Linked DNA regions of Mus musculus: all the other regions are linked to region 2. A link is a loop called in an ENCODE intact Hi-C map of the cell type or tissue named here. Cell type or tissue: left cerebral cortex. All regions are shown on one strand. Region 1 overlaps Map4k5 (mitogen-activated protein kinase kinase kinase kinase 5). Region 2 holds the start of Map4k5 (mitogen-activated protein kinase kinase kinase kinase 5). Region 3 overlaps Map4k5 (mitogen-activated protein kinase kinase kinase kinase 5).

Evidence for each region. Peaks named below come from ENCODE experiments on the same cell type or tissue, not always from the same donor. Only the 100,000 strongest peaks of a DNase experiment are listed, where the experiment ranks them.
Region 1: it touches region 2 in a loop (2.9-fold over the local background); 10 of 42 quality-filtered maps call a loop at or near these places.
Region 3: a loop joins it to region 2, with 2.5 times the contacts of the local background. A loop is called at or near these places in 3 of 42 quality-filtered maps.

The regions. Positions count from the first base shown.
Region 1 is chr12:69,831,062-69,839,061 of GRCm38, forward strand. It overlaps Map4k5 (mitogen-activated protein kinase kinase kinase kinase 5), which reads right to left. Exons shown (of 32, transcript NM_201519.2): 13 at 6,934-7,012; 14 at 491-549. 4930512B01Rik (RIKEN cDNA 4930512B01 gene) reads left to right here. Exons shown (of 8, transcript NR_033573.1): 6 at 4,878-4,972. Among named protein-coding and RNA genes, the nearest start is that of 4931403G20Rik, 8.6 kb to the right of the region's middle. In left cerebral cortex, a CTCF peak has its summit at 3,402; DNase peaks (open chromatin) are centred at 176, 629, 3,394, 4,360 and 1 more place; H3K27ac peaks cover 187 bases.
Region 2 is chr12:69,888,442-69,896,441 of GRCm38, forward strand. Map4k5 (mitogen-activated protein kinase kinase kinase kinase 5) reads right to left here and starts at 4,722. Exons shown (of 32, transcript NM_201519.2): 1 at 4,212-4,722. The coding sequence starts at 4,319. It overlaps Atl1 (atlastin GTPase 1), which reads left to right and starts at 4,664. Exons shown (of 15, transcript NM_178628.5): 1 at 4,664-4,903. In left cerebral cortex, CTCF peaks have their summits at 4,714 and 5,721 (motif pointing left); DNase peaks (open chromatin) are centred at 95, 2,176, 4,164, 4,663 and 1 more place; H3K4me3 peaks cover 3,633 bases; H3K27ac peaks cover 2,783 bases.
Region 3 is chr12:69,808,157-69,816,156 of GRCm38, forward strand. It overlaps Map4k5 (mitogen-activated protein kinase kinase kinase kinase 5), which reads right to left. Exons shown (of 32, transcript NM_201519.2): 27 at 7,599-7,776; 28 at 4,980-5,048; 29 at 3,118-3,210; 30 at 1,056-1,126. The region is part of intron 2 of 4930512B01Rik (RIKEN cDNA 4930512B01 gene); the gene reads left to right. Among named protein-coding and RNA genes, the nearest start is that of Cdkl1, 21 kb to the left of the region's middle. In left cerebral cortex, no CTCF peak of the experiment used is centred here; DNase peaks (open chromatin) are centred at 4,579, 6,323 and 6,601; H3K27ac peaks cover 1,059 bases.

The DNA.
Region 1 (8,000 bases), 57 kb before region 2:
ATATGCCTGCCACCGCAGCACTAGGCAGCTGAAGGAGGAGGACTGCAGCAATCGGTGGGCAGCCTGGGCTACATCACGAGTCCCCTCCCAAACCACAGACAATGCCAATGAAGCTATAGTAACAGACAGACGCTAGAACCCACAACAAGTGTTCCACTAACAGCCATGTGCCCAACCCCACAGATGAACAGTAAAGCAATGCAAAAATATGCTTACTGAAAACTCAAGAGAACCAGCAAGTAAAAGAGTTACGGGCTGAGTCCCAGTCGGAGTTCAGTAATCCATGTGCGTCCTTCAAAAAACTGGGAGTACCCAGGTGAGTGGGTCAAACGACACAGCCCGTAGTACCATCAAAGTGCCTAGTCATCATTTCTCACACTGCAGAGTGTGAGCTAGATTAGTGAAGTTAATATGTATACGACTTTACTTCTTGACATATATCTCATTCTAAGTTATCTTAAACATGAAAACGGTTTAAAGTCACAATTACCATTTCATCCCGGGCTTCTGTTTCTTTTCTCAGAGGAGGTTCAAATTGTAATTTGTCAACTGCAAAATATAGAACAGATATATAAGTGTACAAAAATACATATTCATAAAAGTTGTCATCTTATGCAGTTAACTTAGGGGATGAGATGAGAACGGCTGCCACTGAGGAGGCAGAGAAGAAAAACTCTCTTATTCCTCCCACACAACACCTTTCTACTCACCCAGATAAAGGAACAATCAGAGATTTCCCCTATCTTCTAGGCTTAATTCTTGGCTGAAAGTAGGAAATTTAAAAAGTACCTTTGTACTTTTTATTGGAAGTAGGTGACCAAAAAGAAAAAAGAAAAAAAAAGCTTCAAAGATCACAGATGCTGTTTGGAGATTAGGGAACAGCGCTGTGGTGGAGAAAACCTAGCAACGTTCTGCGCAGATCATCTAAGGAGAACCAAGGAGTGGTCAGAATGGCGCTCCTCATCTATGGCCGCATTCTTCCTACATGTTATTTGATCATGTTAGACTACTTTCAGATTTATCCCACAGATTCAAAGAGCAATTTCTTTTAGGTGAAATAGTCTAGAATAGAGAAAAGTTTTCATTGCCTACCTAAAGCTATTATAATTTAAAAAAATTTTTTATTAGATATTTTCTTCATTTACATTTCAAATGCTATCCCGAAAGTCCCCTATACCCTCCACCTGCCCTGCTCCCCTACCCACCCACTCCCACTTCTTGGCCCTGGCATTCTCCTGTACTGGGGCGTATAAAGTTTGCAAGACCAAGGGGCCTCTCTTCCCAATGATGGCCGACTAGGCCATCTTCTGCTACATATGCAGCTAGACACACGAGCTCTAGGGGTACGCTATTATAATTTTGAAGAAATTTAAGAAATTGATGTGATTAAAAGGCCAAAGTTGCTTTTTCAACATTTACACATATATACATATAATATATAAATACAATCTTAGCTCACTGCTGAAAGGCTTTCAAATAAGAGCTAGTTGTATTTATCTTCAATACAAACCACTAACATAATTAGTTTTATGGAGCCAAATAGTAAATCATAAGCTTCCCTCCCCGCCCCCCTTCTTCATTTTATTTTTTTAATGGCTGCCACATAACCCAGGCTGGCCTGATATTCACTATGTACAGCTTCGGCTGGCTTCCAACTCTGGGTCTTCCTTCCGCCTTAGACTCTTTAGTGTTCGGTGGGATAACAAGTGTGTACAACCATGTCTAGCTTAAAATTTTTGGCCCAAGAGAGGAAGATATTTCATAAAATGTCATCTACTTAAAACAATAATCTAAAATAAAAGCCACTATTCATTAATAACAGTTAACATAACCTAGAAATATTTTAGAAAAAGAGATATTTGTTTTATGTGTATCAGTGTTTTGCCTCCAGGTATATATGGTGCTCACAAGAGTGTCTGGTGACCTTAGGGATCCACTGGAATTGGAGTTCTAGGCAGCTGTGTACAGCTAGAAGATAGCGCTGGAAGCAAGGGACAGCCTGCAGCATTAGGGCAGACATCTGAGATTCTGCCCAGAAGAACCTCGTATAAACAGTCAGAGAAACAGGATGGGGCCTTAAACGAGTCAGCTGGCCGCCAGGTAACTCATTCTTCAAAGGAAGAGGCCAAGACTCAGATGCTTAGTATGCTGTTAGGTTGCCCAAGATGCAAACAAACAAACAAACACAAATTAAAAGTTCTGGATGGAGTTGAAGGTAGAAAACAGGAATTAAAGACAGCTGAAGAAAGGAAGAAACAGACAAAGGCCATACAGGTGATCAACAGACAGGAACTTTAAAGACGTATCATAAGAGGACTTAAGAGAGAGACAATGCGTGAGCAGACAATCTCAGCACAGAAACTGAAATTATATGTCTAAGTATGTGTTTATATGTACACATGTAATCTGCGCATGACTAAAATTTACGTATGAAAACTACTGTACCTGACATAAAGCTCACTGAACGGCTTAAAAGCAGAGTGGACACAGGAACAAGTTCCTGTCATGTGTGGATGTGAAGGCATGACGAAAGGACAAAGCTGCAGTCATCTATGAAATCAGTGTGTTCACACTTAACACAAGACTAACACTTGTGCAGAGCAGAGACCATCAGACATTTCAAAGGAACAGCAGCCAAACTTGATGAAAACCATGGATCCATCCGTACACCTAAGGAGCTTAGTGACCTCCAGGCAGACAAGAGAACCCGAGTCCCATCATGTAAAATTGGATATGCTAAATGCAGCTTAGCTATGTGCCTGTGATAGATGCAGAAACTTGAGCCAGGGGCAGCATTTCCTGATGGAAGTTTAATAGGCTTCACTGTCATTCAGGCAAAGGAAATAAAAGAAAACACTTTAGTCTGTGGACATGTAACGAGCTTGTAAAGTCTACTCAACTTGTCTTCAAAACCAAACCAAACCAAACCAAACCAAACCAAACCAAACCAAACCAAACCAAACCAAACCAAACCAAAAAAAGGGCAAGCGTTTCACCAAGTCATCCTGGCTGGCCCTGAATCCTTGTCATCCTTTTGCCTCAAACTTGTGAATTCTGAGGTTGTGTGTCACACTACTAATATGACTATCTCTTGGTCAGAGAGAGGGGGCGGGGACCTTTCCTGGTATTTGACATCTGGGAGGACAAACACAAATCCAAATGCAAAGGCCGGAAGGAACATGATTTCTCCCAAGGATATTCTGCATGTGTCTCATTTCATGTAATGAGTGCTCTCTCTGAGCTCCACGGCCCTCTGAGAAACCGCTCTTTAAGTCAGACGGTCAGGAGCCTCCTGGGTAAAGTCTTGCTCATTACAGTGAATCACTGTATCATGTCTGGAAGATCTAAGTCACTGACTCAAATGCAATGCAGACACCCAGCTTCAAATGAAGGCACTCCCAAGCACAGCGCCTAGCTGCAGGAGGCGTCAGTCTACTTCCACGGCAGACCCAGAGCTCCGCTGCCACACACGCTGCTTCCCTCTGAGTCACTCAGTCCTATTCTACTCCTCCTCCTCTACTGCTTCATTAGCTGTGATGCCGCGTGCGTTTTACGGTACGTTTTATACCACTACAAGGAATAAATGAATAGAAACTTGTTGGACTATTTCTTTATCCCTGGTCAGTTTAGCACAGGATGGTTAAGGTTTCAATGTGAAATGTCATGAAAATCCATGTGCTAAGGCTGGTTGCCAGCTGATGGGCTCACAGGGCCGTGTTCTCAGAATGGATTAATTCAAGGTTGAGTTATAAATGGAAAGGATTCTGGGAGATGACAGAGATAAGAGGTGGGGCCTAACTGACAGTGGTGGGTCTTTGGGGACTGTGCATTGTCTCAGGCCAGCTCATCTTACTTTCTCTGATTTCTCATCCCATGTGATTAACAGCTTTCTTCCATGATGAACCTCAGTTAGACTGTCCTGCCTCAGTACAGGCCCAGAAACATTAGCGTCAAGAGCCAAAACAAATCTTTCTTCCTTTGTTTGCCTCAGACTCTGCTATATCAACAACCAGGCTCAAAAGTCATTCATGTCTACTAAAAATATATAGAAGGAATACACAGAGTGATCATAATACAATACAAAGTCACTAGAAGATGGGTGTGTTGTAGTATACTCAGAAAGCTTTCACTTGTCTGTATTCCTACACAATGGTGTGGACGCCTCTCACAGATATGGCTGAAGTAAGGGGTCCACTGTGTTAAGCTATTTGTCTAAAATTCAAGAGCAGCTCAAAAGGAACCTATGTGACAGGGATCAGAATATTGATTAATCTGGATTCAGGGTGGGGGTAGACAATGGAAGGGTACTGAGTGACAGAGCATGATGAAGTCTGAGACTGTGACGAGGTTCTGCAGTGAGCCATGGGCAGTCCACATGGGCGAGACTGCAGCAAGGTTCTGCACAGTGAGCTGTGGGCAGTCCACATGCGTGGATGTATATTTAAATTTTACCATGTGTAACATTTAAGATTTGATCATTTACTATATGTAAGTTACCAGCTCAACTTAAAAAACTGAAGCAAAAGCCAGAATAGAACTGAAATCTATTGAGCAAGCAAGAACAGAGCCATAAAACATTCCAGTGTCTCTAAAATTGTAAGTGTTTAAACGTGAAGACAGAAGAAAATCATCAGTAGCGATTCCTACTTCTAAGGCATACTCTATGAAAATATAAGCACCCTGCGCACTCATGGAAAACCTAAATCTTTTGGCTATCTCCAAAAAACAGAACAACTCCCCCCAAAGGAGGCTCTGTAGTTAAGATTGAGCATCATAAAGTTGCCAACTCTATCAATATATAATTCAGTCACACATCAGTGAAAATATATTTTAAAATCAGATAACAAGACTCTAACATTTATTTATATAACCATCAGATACAGCTAAAAGAAGAACAACAATGTGTGCACCTGGACAGTGGATGACGAGAAGCAGGAGGAGAAGAGACAGCCCCGACAAGACTTTAGCAGAGGTAACACTCACAAGTGTGCTGCACTTACCATAAGCAGGGGGATTTAGTACTACAATAAAGATGGTATCTTCAATCCATGAACAAAGAGATCACAAGTTTTAACAAATGGCATTGAGCCAAAAAGGGCTGAAGCAGTTGACCCCACTGAAGCTGGTCCACGTTTTACTCCCAGCTTCATGTCAACAGGGTAAGTATCTAGAAAGCGGATTGCAAACTACAACACACCACACAACATGCTTTTTGCAGTTTTGAAATCAAGAATATACCGTAAGGGGCTGACGAAATGGCTCAGTGATTAAGATCATTTGCTACTCTTGCGTAGGACATAGATTTGGCTCCTGGCACCCATACGGTGGCTCACAACCATCCCTAACTCCAGATTCAGGGGATCCAATACTCTCTTCTGATCTCTTAGGCACCAGTTACACTCATGCTGTACCTACAATGCAAGCACAGCACTCATTCACACAATAAAATATGAGTAAATTAAAACAAAGAATATCACACGAAGTACAAAGGCTATAAATACAAGACAAACCAGGCAACATTAATAGCACATTATATAGCTACACAAGATAAATACAGTTATGTCAAAGAAGGACATCTTTGGTATCCGGAACCACAAAACTTTGCATAAGAAGCAGCAAGGCTCTGGCAAGATGGCTCAGCAGGCACATAACAAACTGATAATTTTGGCAAGAAGACAGCAAGCTGGGCAACAGCAACAACGAAGACATTGAGTCTAGAGGTATTACTGGCTTATTTACGTCACATCCTCTTTAGCAACGGGTAAGAGAAGGCATTCTTTTAAAGAGCCAGGAACACTTGGTTTAAAGAAAATGGATGAACTTAAGCTGGGGGTGGGGTGGGGAGGTGGTAAACTCTACAGACTCAGAACTCCAGGGACCAAGGAAGAGAAGTCACTGAGTTGAACCTGGCCTGGGTAACGCAGCCACCTTCCAAAAAATAAAAATAAAACAAAATGCACACAGCGATTGATTTAATACTTATCTGTAAGATTTCTAATTGGTTCGAATACTTAATGAACCATCTTATCTCATTATGGATAAAAATATATTTGTATTGTTAGGCATGCATTTCATTTTATAAGGAAAGAAATCTTGAAACAAATACATGTCTAAGTCAGGAAATCATATACAAGCATTTTTTTTTTAAAGGCAGGGTTTCTCTGTGTAGCTCTGGCTGTCTGGGAACTCACTCTGTAGATCAGGCTGGCCTCGAACTCATAGTAGAGATCTGCCTGTCCCAGCCTCCTAAGTGTTGGAATCAAAGGTATGTGATACCATCACCAAGGCCTTTAGAACTTCTAATTTATTTTAAATGCAGCTGAGGAGACAAAGGCAGTTGATTGTAAAATTTTTGAATGTTTATAACTCATTAAATTAAAAGGAAATAAAAATTCTACTTTAAATATTTGTAAAGAGTCATCTTCACATTGATCTAAAATATTTAAAACCCACCTAAACACCAATAGAAGACCATCTTTACAGTATGAAACATACATAGCTCAAACTGCAACACAGGTTTATAACTGTGTGGAGTTATAAAGCCAGTACCAGAAAACAGAAAATGTCTCTCTATAATGTAAAAGTATATTGTTAGCCACATGAAATATTAATGGGAAAGCAGGAAGTCAGAAAGTATTAACAGTGGGATGGCTATGGGATATGTGACACTGGGCCATGTAAATTCTCTATTTCTTATTTCTTGTAAACTACCAGCAACGGGCACAATTATCTTCATAATTAAAAATAAAAACAATTTAAAAACAATAACCAACATAATTCCAGGAAAACTAGAAAAGCAACCTATATTTTTAATATATTCTGAAACAAAGTATATAGCCTCAACTAGTCTAAGATTTTATCATTCTCCAAAACATAAGAATACCCAGATCAACCTCCAATACCACCAATAAAAAATGTACAGCAGGCACGTACAGTTTATTTCTGAAGCTGTCCGCTCCGCTCTGGAATTCCTGTTTGTTGATCTAATGGTATGACGAATGATTGCGTGGGGCTGTGAATATAAGCATAACATACACTCTTAAAAATTTCAACAACAAATAAGAGGTTTAAACTTTCTTTTAAAATTGCTTACTGACAACTATTGCTTATTGACAACTATAAATATCTACTAAAACATTTCTAAGAAAAACAGCAGCAACACAATGAACAGTAGATGCTGTACACGTGTATTCAGTTATCCCACTGAATATCCCAGTTTATATTCCCAAAGCTGTGGAAAACTTTGAAGGGATTCAAAGTCAGACAAACCTTGCCTCCAGAGTTCAGTCCAGGAAGACAAAGGATACAAACATGTTCAGAGTTAGACACCCGTCAGTAATTAAGAAAAGAATCACTACTAAAGCCTGCACAGGGAGCCGTCCCTGTGTACCCGCTTGAAGAGCACAGAGACTCTGCTTGCACTCTACTTGGGGCCTGAGATACAGCAGGCGTCGGCTGTGCAGTATTTGGAGATGCACCAGACACAGAACGTGATCACATGATGCACGACAGGGGCACTTGCAGGAAGTGCGGTTGGTAATTACTTGACAGCACTGAAATTAGGTAGGATGAGGAAGCTGTGTGACAGACGGTAAGTCAGATCCCAAAGGCCTTGAAATTCAGACGACAACTCAGTTTTCACTTGTTGAACAGAAGGAAGGGTTTGGAGACTTTACTGAAGGGCGTGCCAGCACCAGGGACAGCTTTAAGGGGAAATTTTGCAGGTGTATAAGGGTGCAGTATTAGGGGAAATGCTGGCTAAAGACAGATTAAGAGTATTTTAAGCCATGGGTAGAGTACCTGGGGCTCTTCTAGAGGACCCGGCTGATTTTGCAGCACCCACAAGGCAGCTAGCTCATAACCATCTGTGACTGCTCTTACAAAGGACCTAATGCCCCTTCTGGTCTCCATAGGCACCAGGCACACATGTGATACACAGACATACATGTAGGCAGCAACAACAACAACCACCAAAAGCTGATATGCACTTAAAGAATGAA
Region 2 (8,000 bases):
CCCCAGCACAGAGGCAGCACTCACTGTCACTATGTACTAAGCTGCTTCTTTACCATTCGATCTTAGCAAATGTTTCAAAATGCCTGAAGCCATTCCAGAATTCTGACTGTTGGCTTGGGGAGAAAAGGGGGCCTTGAATAAAAGAGGAATTCATTACTGCAGATCTGACTCATCCAGCTTCCAGAAGAACTCATAGAAATGGTAAGGCTTATATATATGACAAAGCTTTCTATGCAAATTATGTCATTTATAATGGCAAAAGAATCTTTAAAATTGGAAATAACTAATGTGAAACTTAGAGATTCATTCAATGGCTCCTTTTAAAAACAGTAATTTTAAAGAAACTGTTGGTCACTGTAGCATGTGCTACATGCAGCACTGGCTGGCGTCTGAAACAATGTAAGTCATTTCAGAAACAGATTCCTTTAAAAACATCTAGGAAAAGGCCTGAAAAAAACTATATTAGTAGCAGTATTTATTACATCTGGGCAATTTACTACCACTAATATCATTAAGCAAATATTTCTTAGGCATTGGTCTGCTTGCTGTAATATAGTTGAAGGTTGTTGTCCTAGAACTAAACATGTCACTCATGGATAATCAAAGAGCTGAAAAGAGTCTAAAAGAAGTACATGGGTCCCCTACTCTAGATTTATATCTTATGAAAAGTGAAGCGATCTTAGAGCTTCTGTGGCCACCAGCCTGGAAGCAGTTTTGGTACAAAATGGCAGAGGCAGGTGCTCACCCTGCGGCTTGTGAACCTTCATACTGACTGGAAGCAACTCTGTGGACAGGCGGTGGGGGGGGGGGGGCATTACCCAGCTCTCCCCCTCCTTTTAGCAAGTGTCACAATCAGGATCCGCCTAGCTGGGGCTTAATTCTTCCTCCATCCACCACACTCTTTTCTTTTATGTCTGTCTCCCCTCCATCTCCCCTCCACCACCTCCTGCTCTGCTCTCAATTATAGGGTGCATCTTTACATTCCTCTCCTTATTTAAGATGGAGTCTGCACCTCTTGGGAAACAAGGAGATCCCTAGGGGACCTATGTGTTTACAGAGTGTAAAAATTACAAAGAATCTCAAGGCGAGGGTCTTTTTAAAGTTACTACTTCATAATATAGCTCAGGCATAAAAACAAACTGGGATGGGTAAGAGATAAAGAGATGACATTATTTCTCACTAATTAGTTTACTAGTTTGCATCACAGATGGAAAACACTTCTAAAATGCCCCAGGATTTACAGTTTCTTAAAAATACAGTTTCTTAAAAATACAATCAATCTGCTTTAAAAGAAAAAAAATCCAAAGTCTCATGTTCTAGACATATTAAGGAGTAAGTATAAATTCACAAAATTCCACAGGACTTAGATCACTGATAATAAATATGCTATAAAACAGCTTTTCAGAAATGTTTTCCCAGAGAACTCAAGTTATTGAAATTTGTAATAAAAAGAGACATGTGGCTATTGTTAAAGCAAAACAAAACAGTGCAGGAATACACAAGGAATTAAATACAAGCACTGTTGTGATGTCAAAATTAAGTGCTCAGACAACTAGGTGACAGGACCACCTAGAGCCCTTTGTCACTCTGTCAACCTCTTAGGAATACTCCATGTCCTGCCTAATTCTAGGTTAAGATGCAGCAAAACCGGGTGGGATGGCGGAAAGCCCGTCTCTGTGGAGTATTGATAGTTTTGGTTGAAACAGACACCTAAAAAAGCAAGTAATAAACACTGAGCTAGACACAGCAAGCAGCAAGTACAAAGACGGTCAGGTTCGTCTAAAGGGAAGGAGGAAGCAAGACGCTCACTGTCTGGGAGAAGATACTGAACAGAGGAAGTAGCAAGAACAAAGACTCCAAAGGAGGAGATGCTTATTGTTGTTTAAGGAAAGCCTGCAGGCCAGTGTGGTAAGAGCAAAAGGGAGAGGGAGAGTGGTGGGTGAGATTAGGGGTCAGGGTGAGGGGCTGGGGCTTACTAGAACCAAGAACTGTTTTCCTAGACAGCAATGGTGGCAACAGGTGGAGGATGGGGGAGGGAGGTGATCCTCAGGAATTAGAACACACCAAACAGAAGGGCACACGAGTGTCTAAAGGCTGCGTGGGACTCAGAGGCTGGCCTAGCCCTCAAGTACACGTGATAACGTGAGCTTGATTGAGAAAGGTGGGAGGCCCAGGTGGGGTGGGAAGCTTTCAGCCTCTGATGTCTGTTGAGCTGTGGAAGTGAGCAGCAGGACCAGGAAGCAGCTGGGTAAGAAGAAGCAGGCAAGCAGGCAGGCAGGCAGGCAGGCAGGCAGGCAGACAGCTGTCCTTTTAATGTAAACATTGCTTTCCTAAGGAAGGATGCAGTCCTTCCAGAGAGCTGCTCTGAAAAGAAAACCGTGGAGGTCTTAGCAAGATCCTTGTGTGGGGGAAATACTCCCTTTAAATTTTCTGTACCAGGGGAAAAAGGGGGTAGGGTGGGGCAAAAGCTAGAATTTAGAGTATTGTATAATTACTATGAACGGAACTGAACTGGTCTAACTTTCAGTGAATCATAAGACAAAGATGATTTAAAATGGGACCAAGAAAGCAAACAGGAGTTTCTGTTTTTTAAAGAGCAAGCATTTCCTAAAATGGGTAATGAGCAAATAGAGACGTTTGTGCTAGCTACCATTAACTTTCCATAAGGAAGGGGATTCCATTCTAACTGTGCACTTTGCATCAAAGGTAACCGAGGCCAGAGTCAGGACCTTGCTCACTGCTGCTGCACTGCTCGGTTGCTAGAACAGTGTCTGCTTGGGCCCAAATGCCTCGTTTTCAGGGGTAAAAAGCCTACCCAGAGTTCTTACCTCAGAATCCATCACCCCAAGGTACTACTCTCAGCAAAAAATTACTCAAAAACAAGCAGAGAAAAGAGATGTTTTCCTTGCATTATACCTGTGCAAGTCAACATACCTCAGTGGGGTCAAGCAATTACTCATGAAACACAGCCATCAGGGCTCTATGCAGATTGCTGTTTGGAACATACTGATACATACATAGGTCAAAATATCAAGCTGTTGCAAAAGGAAAATAAGCTTTTATTTGGGGGGGGGGGTGTTAGAGACAGGGTTTCTCTGTGCAGCTCTGGCTGTCCTGGCACTCACTCTGTAGACCAGGCTGGCCTTGAACTCAGAAATCCACCAGCCTCTGCCTCCTGAGTGCTGGGATTAAAGGCGTGCACCACCAACACCCAGGTCAAAAATAAGCTTTTTCTTAATCCCCATAAGGAACTGCACTAACTCTGCCCCTTTGGGACAAAGAACAAAAGCCATGAGGGAATATTGGACAGTGTTTTCCTCTGAACCCTTCAAAAACTTAGCAGACTTAAGAAATCGGTTTGCTTTGCTATGGCATGTTTTTTGTTGTTGTGTAACGGCAGATTACAAATTTATTATTATTTGTCTTAATATAAGAGACCAGTAAAAAGGGTAGCAGTAATTATCCACTCATGATTATGGAATGCTATAAATCCCATAGAGAGGAATTAGTTTAGTAGGAAAACCCCATAAGTTATATTCATTATTATCAACCAGATACAAAATGCCTAAACTTCTGCCAGGTGACAAAGGTCTTCCTCTAAATATGTTTAAATTTCATTACACTTTGTTTATTTCCTGGGAGTGTGTGAGTGTGTATGTGTGGGGGATCCGTGCTTCCACCAAGAGAATCCGGGGACCGTTCTGGGGTCCTAAGTAAGGTTTGGCTCTAAGGGCCTTTAACACCCTGAGCCACCTCACCGGTCCCCAAAGACATCTTCCTACAGGCTGTCATGTTTACACACAAATCCTTTTACTCCAGAACCAGATTACTTACAGTTGACAATTTAGAGTCCGGTTCCACAGAGATTTTTTTCAAGGCAAGTTCACCCAAACCAGTACAGGACGCAAAGGTCTAGATTTACAATACTCTTTCCTATCTACCGCCTTCCGCGAAGCATTTTCCCCCCACATCAACACCAAACCATCCTCCGGAATAACTTCAATACCATAAATACGCCTTAAAACCACAAAAAAAGCTCAGCCGTGGTCTGGAAGGTGCGGTTAAGTCTGCCGGTCGCTAGCCTTAGAACCGATGGGGAACCCAGGGTGCTCGGAACGGTGCGGCGGGCTCCGGGCCGCTTCCTGGCCGGACGCTGTGGTCCGGCGCATCCCGGGGGTGCCCCACGTTCGCAGGCCGGGCCGGGGCCTCACCTTGTACACGTCCCCGTAGGTGCCGCTGCCGACCCTCTGCACCAGCTCGTAGTCGTGCTGCGGGTTCCGTCTCAGGATGTCGGCGGCAGGCCTCAGCGGGGCCTCCATCTTCGCTGCGCCCAGTCCGGGGCTCTGCCCGCCGCAGCCGTCTCCCGCTAACGAGGGCGCGCGGCGCTTCCCAACATGGAGCCTCGGCTCGCAGCTGCGCCTGCACCGGCGAGAGCGAGCGCGGGGGGCGTCACGGGGCGCAACCCCGGCAGCCTCCGGGCCTCGTCGGTCCCGCCAGGCCCCGCGCCGGCCGTACCCGAGAGGCCGTCCGTTCTTGGCCGAGCGCCGGCGTCGGAGACCCGCGTCTTCTCCGAGACGGCCGTGCGCACAGTCGCCGCCGCACCACGTTCCCCACCCGCGGCTGCGTCACCGGGAGACACGTTCGCGGCCGGCGCGGATCGAGCCTGGCCCGCCCGAGAACGCAGGCCGCGGGCCCAGACTGCCGCCCTGAGGCCCGCCGAGTGCACAACACCCTGGACGCCGCCGCGCCCCGCCTCCCAGCTGCTTGCGGGGCGCCGGAGGCGTTCGTGCGGCGTCTGACCCGCCCAGCCTCGGCCAGGATTCGCCCAGTGGCCGGCGGACTAGAGGAGGAGGGTCTGTCCGCAGGCCTCCGGAGCGCTGCCTTCTGCTTCCTTTCGGTACAGGTAAACTGAGGCCGCCCGGGCAGGAGGTGGGGGAGTGCCGGGTTAACTAAATGCCGGCACACCCGACTGCACCGTCCTGTTCCACACACTGTTCCCGGTGGTACCAGTTCCGAGGCTGGACCGCACACCTGCAGAACCTGTCTTCCACCAGGGTTTCCCAGAGCCATTTTTGAAAACCCCAATTCCTTTCGAAGTTTCTGTGGTCTCTGGGCATCACCGCAATATTGCAAGTGTTAATGGGAGGAGTTTTAGAGATGCTAAAGCAAAGCTAGGGACCTTTGTCTGATTCTGCTTCCAAAGTAGGTGATCTGGGACAAGGCATACGTGGCAACATCCCAGTGTCCTTATCTGTAGCTGGAAGAGGATAGGTTTTGCATTTGACACCCGAGAAATGTTTGTAAACCATTTTTACAGCATTGTAAAGAGGAGTGTAAAATGTAAGAGGCTTTAAAATGTAAGAGGCCTAACTAACAATGCCCAAAATATTGGGCAGGAGTTATGAGAAGTGATTTGGTTAATGTTTCAATCTCTTTTGTAATTTGAGTTCCAGTCTTGTTCTTAAGGTAGAAATGAAGTTGCCAATTTTATGTATACTGGTAAAGTTACTTCTAGAGTCTTACAGAGATTTTCAGTTGGAAAACCAGATAAGGACTGGAAAGATGGCCCAATTGTTAGCAGCACCGGCTGCAGCTCAGAGGTTGATTCCCAGCACCTGCGTGGCGGCCCACTCCTCATTAACTCCAACTTGGGATCCAGAGTGGGCTGGGAGGGAGGGCCAACGCCCTCTTCTGGCCTGTGTAGGCACCACATATGCATATGGTGCACAGCTGTACATGCAGGCAAAACACAAAATTAAATAAAAATGTAAGAAAATTGAAAAAACTAGAAAAAAAAACGACAACAGAACAAATTTCAGATGACACGTGACTCCAGACACACTCTAATTCTGTTTTGAGAAATAACTTCTTATAGCTAATAAATGAAGAAATTAAATTAACACCTTAACGGAACAGAGACTGTATGCATTTTCTCGTGATCCACACACAAAGAGCACTTATTTAGGGAACATAAGTAAGCCCAGACTTACATGCCCCAGGGACAAAGCCTGTGTGTGTGCTGCACTGAAAAAAAAAATGGTTGAAGAACAGTTCCTTCTTTGAAATCTTCTTGGCACTTGTTTTGGTGGGCACATATTTTTGGCTTCGATGACTCAAAATCTCTTCAAGTGTTCTATTGGTATCTTAGTACTTGTTTACTGTCATGGATTTATGGTGGTCATGTAGTCAAACCCACCCTTACCCACTGTGTGACTAGGCCGTTGTGGGATATTCATGGGTTGAAGGCCTTCCACCACACTGGCCGCAGGATAGTCAACCTGGAGGGCCAGTGTTGTGTGAGGGGAGAGCAGTCTTCCAAGTTTAGAGTCAAAATGGGGATGTTGATCCTTTGTCTAGTGTGAGATGTATTTGCTCTTATTTATACCTGCATTATCCCGTAGAGAGTTTGAGGCAGCTCACACAAAATACTTATTTTTACACAAGATAAAAATAAATGAGAGGAAACTGCATCAGATTTGAAAGGGGGGAAGCAGGAAACCAGAACAATGCAACCAAAAGAGAGAGAGAGAGAGAGAGAGAGAGAGAGAGCAAGAGAGAGAGAGCACAAAGAAGACTTGAGGGTGGGTTTTCTTTGTATGCTTTTGAGAGGAAGATGAACAAATTGATCAAGAGAGGCGTATCTTTTCCTGATGCTAAGACCTCAGAGACATTTCCCTTGTGAGCCTTCACAGAGTGGAAACCTGAGTAGCCAGCTTGAGACAGAGATAAATATCCTCTGACAAGCCTCCAAGTGTATTGTTGTAGGAACATACTGTTTAAAATGAATTAGGTAATAAAAAGTTGGAGGTCACAAGTGAAGATAATTTATGTTGCCAGTAATGGCAGATCCATATGCTCTGACCATCAGCCAAAGAATGGATAGCCTGGAGAGACAGGCGTCTGTGCTGCTGGGAATCAGTGTCTGCTACAGTCATCATTTTCCTAGTACCACAGATGAAGCAAACAGGAAGACATTTGCTTTACACTAACTTCAAAGGAATTTTTAGATTTTTTTTTTCAGAACTAGCTGAGTTAATTTTAACAAGGTCAGTGATGTAAAGAAGTTCAAATTCAATTTACTTATAAGCTGTGAGTAGGCTTAATTTGAATCTTAAACAATTAAGCATGTAGTTTCCAAGTTGAAAGTTACATACTAGTAAGTCAGTGTAGCTAATGTTGAAAGAGCACTTACAATTGCTCAGTTTTATAGTGACAAGCTATGGAATAAGAAGAAACATGACTTAATAGGTATTTCATTCAAAACACACACACACACACACACAATAATACACAATAAGTAAATGTTTTTCAGCTTTTAAAAATATAATTTTGGCCGGGCAGTGGTGGCGCACACCTTTAATCCCAGCACTCAGGAGGCAGAGGCAGGTGGATTTCTGAGTTCGAGGCCAGCCTGGTCTACAGAGTGAGTTCCAGGACAGCCAGTGCTATATAGAGAAACCCTGTCTCAAACCCCCCAAATATATATATAAATAATTTTGATGCAATTTATTTATTTCTTGGGGGCCAGTGCTAATGCTATGGTGTATGTGTGTGCATGCCTGTGCGTATGTATGTGCATGTGTGTATGAGTGTGTCTTAGAGGACAACTGTGGGAGTCAACTCTGACTTTCCAGTATGTAGATCAAGCTCAGGCCATTAGGTGGAGGCAGCAGCTTATATAGGCTGTGTGGTCTCACTGGCCATATTTTCCAGCTTTTTGCTATTTTCCATATAACAAACTATTGTGGTTTACTAAAGGTTTGTTATGCTTTTCCCTCTCTTTTAATCTTCTTCACTAAAGTACTAGCTGTGATTCGTGATCTCTACAGTCAAGACTAAATGACAACAAAAATCAAGGCCATAGAATTTTTTTATGTTTTATGTAGTCTAGGTTCAAAATTTATTATCCAAGCAAAACTATCTAGTTGAAATCTTAAAATTAGGCTGCTAAATATGGAGGCACATGCATTTAATTCCTGTACTTGGGAAGCAGAGGCCAG
Region 3 (8,000 bases), 80 kb before region 2:
TTAGTTTATGGCAGAGGTTAAACTTCAACTAGGTGTACGTCAAAGGATGAGAATATCACAGAAAGGCAGACGTGCAGAGAGTAGTTAAAGTGAGATGCGTTACAAGCAGGCAGCTACATGGCTGGGCATGTTGGTTAGCAGAAAGCCCCTTCCTTGCATGCCTGAGACCCTGGGTTTGAGTTTTCCAAAGATAGAAATGACACAGCGCAGAGCGTGAGAACAGCTAGCACGCTCAGTGTGCTGGCTGTGCTCATGGACTCTAGGGAAAGCCTGTCTTGAACACAAAACAACAACAGAATAATTAGCACTGTGGCAGTGAGCAGGACTACAGATCTCACTAAATACAGGGACCTGGTGACATTTAGTGACCCAGGTCAGTAAATAAACCAACTCACCAATGACTGCTGGTTTATAACATCTTTTTCTTAGAAGTATAAATATTTATTAAAATATAAATAAGGGTATAGATAAACTAAATTCAAAAGCAAGAAGGTCCCACTTTCAGGCAGTCCCGTGGATTTATGAGCCTTTGGTGTAGAAGAATCTGACATCGGGAAATGCTTCCCTGAGGGCTGTCCCTCAGGGAGGGAGCCAAACTCTCCTCTGCATAAAAGCACCCTGATCATCTTGGCTTAAAGTGATGCTTGAAGACCTTCCAACCTAGGCTCTGCCATTTCATTAGGCACGTGCCTACTTCACTGAATCATTTTGAGCCTTAAATATGCTAATATTTGCAAACTGCCTGGAACATAATAGGTCTTATATATTATTTATAACAATAGTAGCTATGAAAAATAGTCACTAAATTTTGAAAAATGAAGCGAAAGGAATGAGGTTGTGCAAACATTTAGGAGTTCCTCATGGCTACTGGGGATTCAAAACCAAAGTACCAAAGTGAACATATAGGAAGAGAGAACACTGATGCGCATCCTGCCAAGCTACGGCATCCAAGGCACTAAGCAAAGCCATGTGACTCAGAGAGGACAGGAGAACAATGAACATTTCGCCATTAAAATCTAGCGTAGGAGTCAGGGAGGTAAATGGTGCAAACTTACCTCATCTGATTTGAAGCTTTTACCCTGCATCCCGTGTTTCCAGAAAGCCAACACGCTGTCTTGAAGGCACACTGAGAAAGATGAGGGGACATGTAATGGAAGCACAACAGAGTTCCCCAGACTGTCTTGGTTTTTGCCTTTTTTTTTTTTTAAAGAAAAGATTTACTTTTATTCCTTTTAATTGTGTGTGTGTGTGTGTGTGTGTGTGTGATGTGCGTGTGTGCAGGTGTCTGCGGAGACCAGAGCCAAGGGATCCCCTGGAACTGGAGGTACAGGCCAGAAAGGGTCGCTGGGAAACTCCAGCTGCAGGCCTTGCTCTGCAGCCCTGAGCCATCTTTCTGGCACCTCCCTAACTTTTTAACAAATGATAATGTAAGGCTTTTCAAGTGCTTGGGGCAAAATTCCACTGTCTAGACCATTACTGCTCAACATTTTTGTGACTAAGGAGTGTCTAAACTCAAGTAATTGACTGAGACAGTTACAAAGCTTCAAAGATGCATGTTGCAGGCATTTCTCCAACACGGGCTGACTTGATAAACTGAGTATTGGCTGTTGACTTCTCTTTCATATGCTGTAGCTTCTGTTTTAAGTGATTAAAACAGTAAAAACATGCAGTGGGGTTTTGGATTTAAAAGAAGTTATTCAAGTAGCTACAAGCAGGTAACTTTTATGTTCATATTTTCACATTACAAAATTAATTTAAAAAAATAAACCCACTTCATAATCCAAAACTTAATCACGTTGAATATTGTGACCTCAGGCAGTTGCTAAGTAAGTATCTTATTATTTACTGACTATTCTTGCAACTAGAATTAAAAACCACAACCATAAACAAACATAACGGTGGAAAAGAGTCAAGATTACTCTTCCCTTGTGCTAGGGAGCAAATGGAGGGGGCTTTGTACTCGCCCGACAAGCACGCAATCCATGCTGCTCATTGGGATAATAAGACCATGGTTAGCGCATGAGTGTCTGGGACACAACACAACTCAGCCTAATAGAGACAGAAGCATTTGACGATGACAGATCGCATGCTTCCCTAGATGTGACAAAGCTTAAAATGTGTCACCATTTTAAGCTTTACTGAAATGGGGTGGCGGCCATCTAGGAGGAGACTTCTGTCCAACAGTAAAAATTCTCCAGACAGTGGGGCACACGTGACATCAGTACATCTCAGCTAAGAGGCTGAGGATCTACGCCACACTCCTTAAGGATATTATGTCTTAGAGCCTGACATGCCGTATGCAGTGTTTAACAGGGACGGAAGACACAAGCTTCCGAAGTCCCTTCTTTCTGACTCTTCAGATAGCTTAGGGTTTCTGCCCCAGCGAGTTAGGTACTTTTCTATCATCTGTTACACAAGGACACAACATATTTACCCACTGTGCACAAGAAAATTCTAGTTTAATATGAGAAGCTCAGGTTAGAATAAAAAACAAAACCAGAACCCCCCCAAACAAACAAACAAATAAATACATTAATTAATTTTTAAAAATCCAGAATGTTTTTTAACTAGTCAGAAACATTTTAAAAAGCTATATACAGGTAATTATATAATATACATATATATTTCTTTTAAGTACAATAAATATTTGGCTCTATCATATTTTTTCCTCACAATTTCTATTCTCCTGGGGAAAAATGCTGACATATCAGCAAAAAAGATGGAAGTAGAAATTCCATTGTTGTTTGAGATTGGTCCTACTAGTAGTCTGGCTTGGGGCTTGCTCTATAGACCAGGCTGGCCTGAAACCTTGAACTCACAGGGAACCAATTACCTCTGCTAACCAAGTGCTGGGGTTTAAAAGCTTGTACCACCACACCTAATCCTATATAATGCTTTAAAAAAATATTGAGCATGTTTAAAAACCAATACCCAGGGACAGGACCATGATTAGTGTGAATTACATGTATAAAACTAATAAAATAAAAAAAATGAAATTAGTTGAAAACTTAGAAAGCACGGGCCACATGCACGACCTAGCTGGTGCAGTGACGCGTCCCAGGGAGAGCATCATCAAAGCCACCAGTTATCCACGGCCGGCCGCAGGAGAGGACTTACCCACAGACTCAATGCGGAAGTCAAAACTGAGCTCAGATGCCAGCTTCTTACTGGACTTCAGCTTTCCTTGTAGATTTACAATTTTTACAAATTCTTAAAGGAAATTAAAAAAAAAAGTCAAGACTAGAAATGAAAATTTCTTAAAATAAATATAATGGGTTTTATAGGGGTATCAAATAAAATTCTTTTTTTTTAAAGATTTTATTTATTATTTTATGTAAATACACTGTAGCTGCCTTCAGACACTCCAGAAGAGGGAGTCAGATCTCGTTACGGATGGTTGTGAGCCACCATGTAGTTGCTGGGATTTGAACTCTGGACCTGCGGAAGAGCAGTCGGGTGCTCTTACCCACTGAGCCATCTCACCAGCCCCTCAAATAATATTCTTAATAAAGTTTAAAGATTTATCTTGGTTTGGGTATGCCCAGTAACAAATCATCACTAATATGTTTTAAAGGACACACTTACAGTGCCTTTTTTTCCCCAATAAGTGGGACTTTGCTATTTTTAAAATTACAGAGCATATACTGAATATCTTCATGTTTTAAAAAGTGGCTACTTTGATGTTTGAATATTTAGCCACAAGTTCTGATTTCTCCCTCACAAATCTCACTGTATTTATCAAGTAACACTTGCAGCAATTCCTGACTGGCCATAGGAGCCCAGTGAGTCGGGGCCCATGGGCCTGTGCACCCCAGGGCAGTGAGGTCTGGGGTGGGGACAAGCACACACAGCCTCCTTCCCTCTGCTCCCCCTGTTTTCTCATTCCCTCACATTAGCTCAAGGAGACTTAAAAAAAAATCCCAACAACTTCAATTTTCAGTGTGCATTCCCACAGTCTGAGATTCCAAGCCTGTCTCCACTGCTGTCTACCAAAGCCAACTTATAAATCACAGAGCTGGGAACATATTTTTTCAAAAGTATGTCTTTAAAAACAGAAAACGGTTTCTTCAGGAAGCAGGGAGTCTTGTTACCCAATGTGTTCTTAAGACTGTTACAATATAAGACAAGGAGATGAAAGCAGAGGCTGAGGCCTTCCTTTGATGATTCACAGACCTGCAGAGCTTAGCAGGAAGGCCTTAGCTCTCTGGGAGTCTTGTCATGCTTATGTTACACTAATAAGACACTTTGTATCTATTAGGATTAAAAAAGGATGTAGTTTCCTTATAGATAACTTTATAACACTTCTACCTGACAGGTGTTTAGAGTCAAGTCCCTTACCAAGGGACGGCAAGGGGTGAGGCCCTGCAGCCTTTGGGTTACTCAGTTGTGTTATTAGATGATCTTATACATACAGGTGGTTTGGCCACTAAAAGCAAGCTGTACAGCCATGTTCCAAATATAATCCCAAGTCTGGGTACAGTCCATCCTATAACACTTACTGCACAAAGAGAAGATGGGTTTTGAGAACTGGAGTGCCTCCTCTGCAAAAATCAAAGTAACACGTCTGCTAAGCTGTTGTTTTCTGCCTTCCCTGCTCACACTGCAATCTGCTCCCATTAGTAACATGTCTCCTGCATAACAGATCAGGAGCCTGAGTGCTTCAAGCCTGAGAAGCCTCCAGAAGTTCATGTTAAGTGACTCTGTGACCTTCTACTCTCATAATTACAGAGAGAGGGGAAAGTTTATACAGAGATTCCCTAAGAGGGGGACAGTGCTAATGTCTCCACATGAGTCAAATGTAAAACAAAGGACAGCACCTAGGGACAGCAGCTCAGCCTCTTGCTGCAGTGAATTTTAGCTGCTTAATCAATACAACCAGGTCACTTAAAGAGAAAGGGCCTGAATAACAGTTTAATTTCACTAAAAGGGGTTGCTTTATCAAGTAGTACATTCAAAATAAACTTCAAAATAATACTTACTGTCTAAACACACCAAAACAGTATCTCTCTCCAACTGTGTCACATGAATGGAATCCAGCTGTTGGCTGCCTAAGTGGGGAAAGGTTACCGTTAACAACAGACTCAGTGAAGCAGGCTTAGAAACCAACAAAGTCTGAATCTTCCTGAGATTTACTTGAAATATGGTGAAAGCTGCATCGTGTCATGCTATCGCAGAAAGCAAAACAAAACAACAACAAAGAAGAAGTATGTACCTCAGTTTAGAAGAACAAACATCAGCTCAGCTCGGAAATGGATACCTGAGCTAAAATCAATACTGCCCTAATTACTACTTTTGCTTTAGAAAGGTGGGCTATCGTGATGATGTGATAAGGGCAGGTATGTGGAAGGAAAGGACGATACACGCACACAGTGCTTAGATTTTGTTCTGCACTCACAAGAGATGGAATCTGTCAAGTCCAAAGGAAACTTCACTTTCCCAAACCCCAAAGGCAGTCCAAATATCCAGAAATGAGCTTAACCTGTATACACATAGGAGGATTTCTGGCAGTTAGATAGAAGCCAGCATTTCTCAGGAACTTGTGAAACTAGTTCTCACCTGCCAAAAGGAGCCATTTCCTTTCCCTCTGGCAAAGGGGACATATGGCTACCTGTGGGGACATATGGCTACCTGTGGTGCGTGTGAGCATATTAAACCAGTGCTGACCTCCAGGCTCCTTCAGTACCCAAGTTCCTGTTACACATTTCAGAGCCCATGCTGGCATCCCAGCTCTGCTCCCCTCCCACCTCCCCAACACGCCCTCCAGCTCCTGGGCTTCCCTCCCTGCAGCTAGCTATTCATTCTCTTTATAACCCTGCTATTCTTGATGTGATTCTCACTAGGCGGTCAGTCTCTATTTTCTATCCTCTGCTAATCTCCTATCTCTTGCAGATAGCCCTGGCCCTGTCTAGTCTGCTGCCACATTCAGCCTATTTCTTTCTCTCTCTGCTCTGGACTCTCCCAGATTTCCTCTCTCACATCTGCAATAAAAAGTTTCCCCTTAACCATACCATGGGGGTAGTCATGTCACCCATTTCTACAGCAGGCACATGGTCCCTTACAGACACATCACTGAGCAGCACAGTAGGCAGCCTTGTCAAGACAACCAATGAAGCATCTTTCAGGCAACACACCAGATGTAATTTTTCTCAGCTAATCTATGTTCATTCACTCACTCAACAAATACCAAGAAGTGACCATGCTGAGGGCTGCCCTGGGAGTCAGGGATCATGAGGAATGAGTCAGAATCTGCAGAGGAAGGACTCCTACAACAGAGCTCCTTTCAAGGCCACAGCTTTGCCAGCTAAAGGCTCTTGGCTCAACAACAGACACAGCTGGGGTTGGATCAACGATCACTTGTGCAAACAAAGCCTAATGAGGACCAAAGCTGGACTGAAAGGGGCCTCGTCCGTGTGCTCAGGCGAGCGCATGATAACCTCAGAGGCCTGGCTTGCTCAGGAAGTACTTACTGGACTGTTTGTATTTCAGCTGGGACAACGTTAAAGGTGGATATAATGTGGCACTTGAGGCACTGGACCACATCAAAATCTCAAAAACCAACTCAAATTCTGAGATTCAAAAGAGGACTCAATCCACCTCTAGCATGGAGAAGTGTAAGCTCCCACACACCAGCCTGAAGGAGGAGGGTGGGAATCACTGTGGGTAACTATGCAACAATCGCCATGCTGGACTACGGTGTAAATATCACTTGGGTTTGTGTTGTTCTTATTTTCAATTCTTTTGGAGACAGGCTTTGACTATGAAGCGCTGCCTGCTCTTGCCTCCAGAATGTTCAAGTTAAAGGCATGCACCACCATCAGGCCTGGCCTAATCACAGTTTTAATAAACAGATCCATAGCCACTTATTGTGGTCCTTGCCTAACCAAGAATCATTTGTATTTCGGCTGCTTACTCTGGTGACAGGAACTTTACCCCTTCTGTTAGCTTCATAGGAGGCACACACCCAACTGCAGATGCCATTAAGACCACAGAGAAGGGCGAGGAACAGGTGCAAGGGGCTTTCTTCTTTTCCCTTACTGGGAATTACAGCTTGGTCCACAAAGCAGGTATTCAAAGTTCAGGGCTTACAAGCTGGTTAAATTCTCAGTAAATTTGTGAGTTACACAATATCAGGCTTGTTGTCTAAAACTGACTATGGTGGCAGCGGGTCACCCATAAACAAACAAACAAACAAACAAACAAAAGGCCCTTGGGCAAACAGAGATCATATACTATATGTAGATAATTTCTTATTATTTAGAAATGTAGGTAATTTTTTACTTAGAAAATTATGATAACATTATTTTTATTTTTTAAATAATTTATTTGTATTTTATATTCCTTGGTGTTTTGCCTGCATGTGTGCCTGTATGAGGGTGTGCGAGCCCCTGCAACAGGTGCTACCGACACTTACGGGCTGCCATGTGGGTGCTGGGCATTGAACCTATGTCCTCTGGAAGAGCAGTCAGTGCTCTTAACCAATGAGCCATGTCTCCAGCCCCTATGCTTACAGTTTTATTAGAAGCCCACAATGGTTGACCTTAAGTCTCTGCCTCTGATACAGGTAAAAGCAGGAACATAACCAAGTGAAAAACACTCACCTGCACCAATTTCTGTAAACCAGGAAGATGCAGAATTCAAGTTGATTGTCTCAAACTGAACTACTTGGCTGGAGTCCGAGCCTTTGCTGATAGCCACACAAACCATGGGGTACTCCTGCTCTGGGATCACCAGCATTTCAAAAACATTCAGTGGACTTGGTAAAGGAAAATCGAAATGCTGCAACAGACAAACAGGAAGAATAAGCAATCCCTCGTTCACAGCAGGTTGTATGAGGTCAGCTAGAAGGTTGCTCCTCACCCTGCCTTGTCTATAAAAGCTCGTTTCTCTGTGATGAGGAGCAAGACTGTTGTTCCGAGAAACTTAAGAGGACTGGCCACATGGCTATGATGATTCCAGAGGCTTATTAAGTAACGGGAAGTTACAGAGAAGATATTACTAAG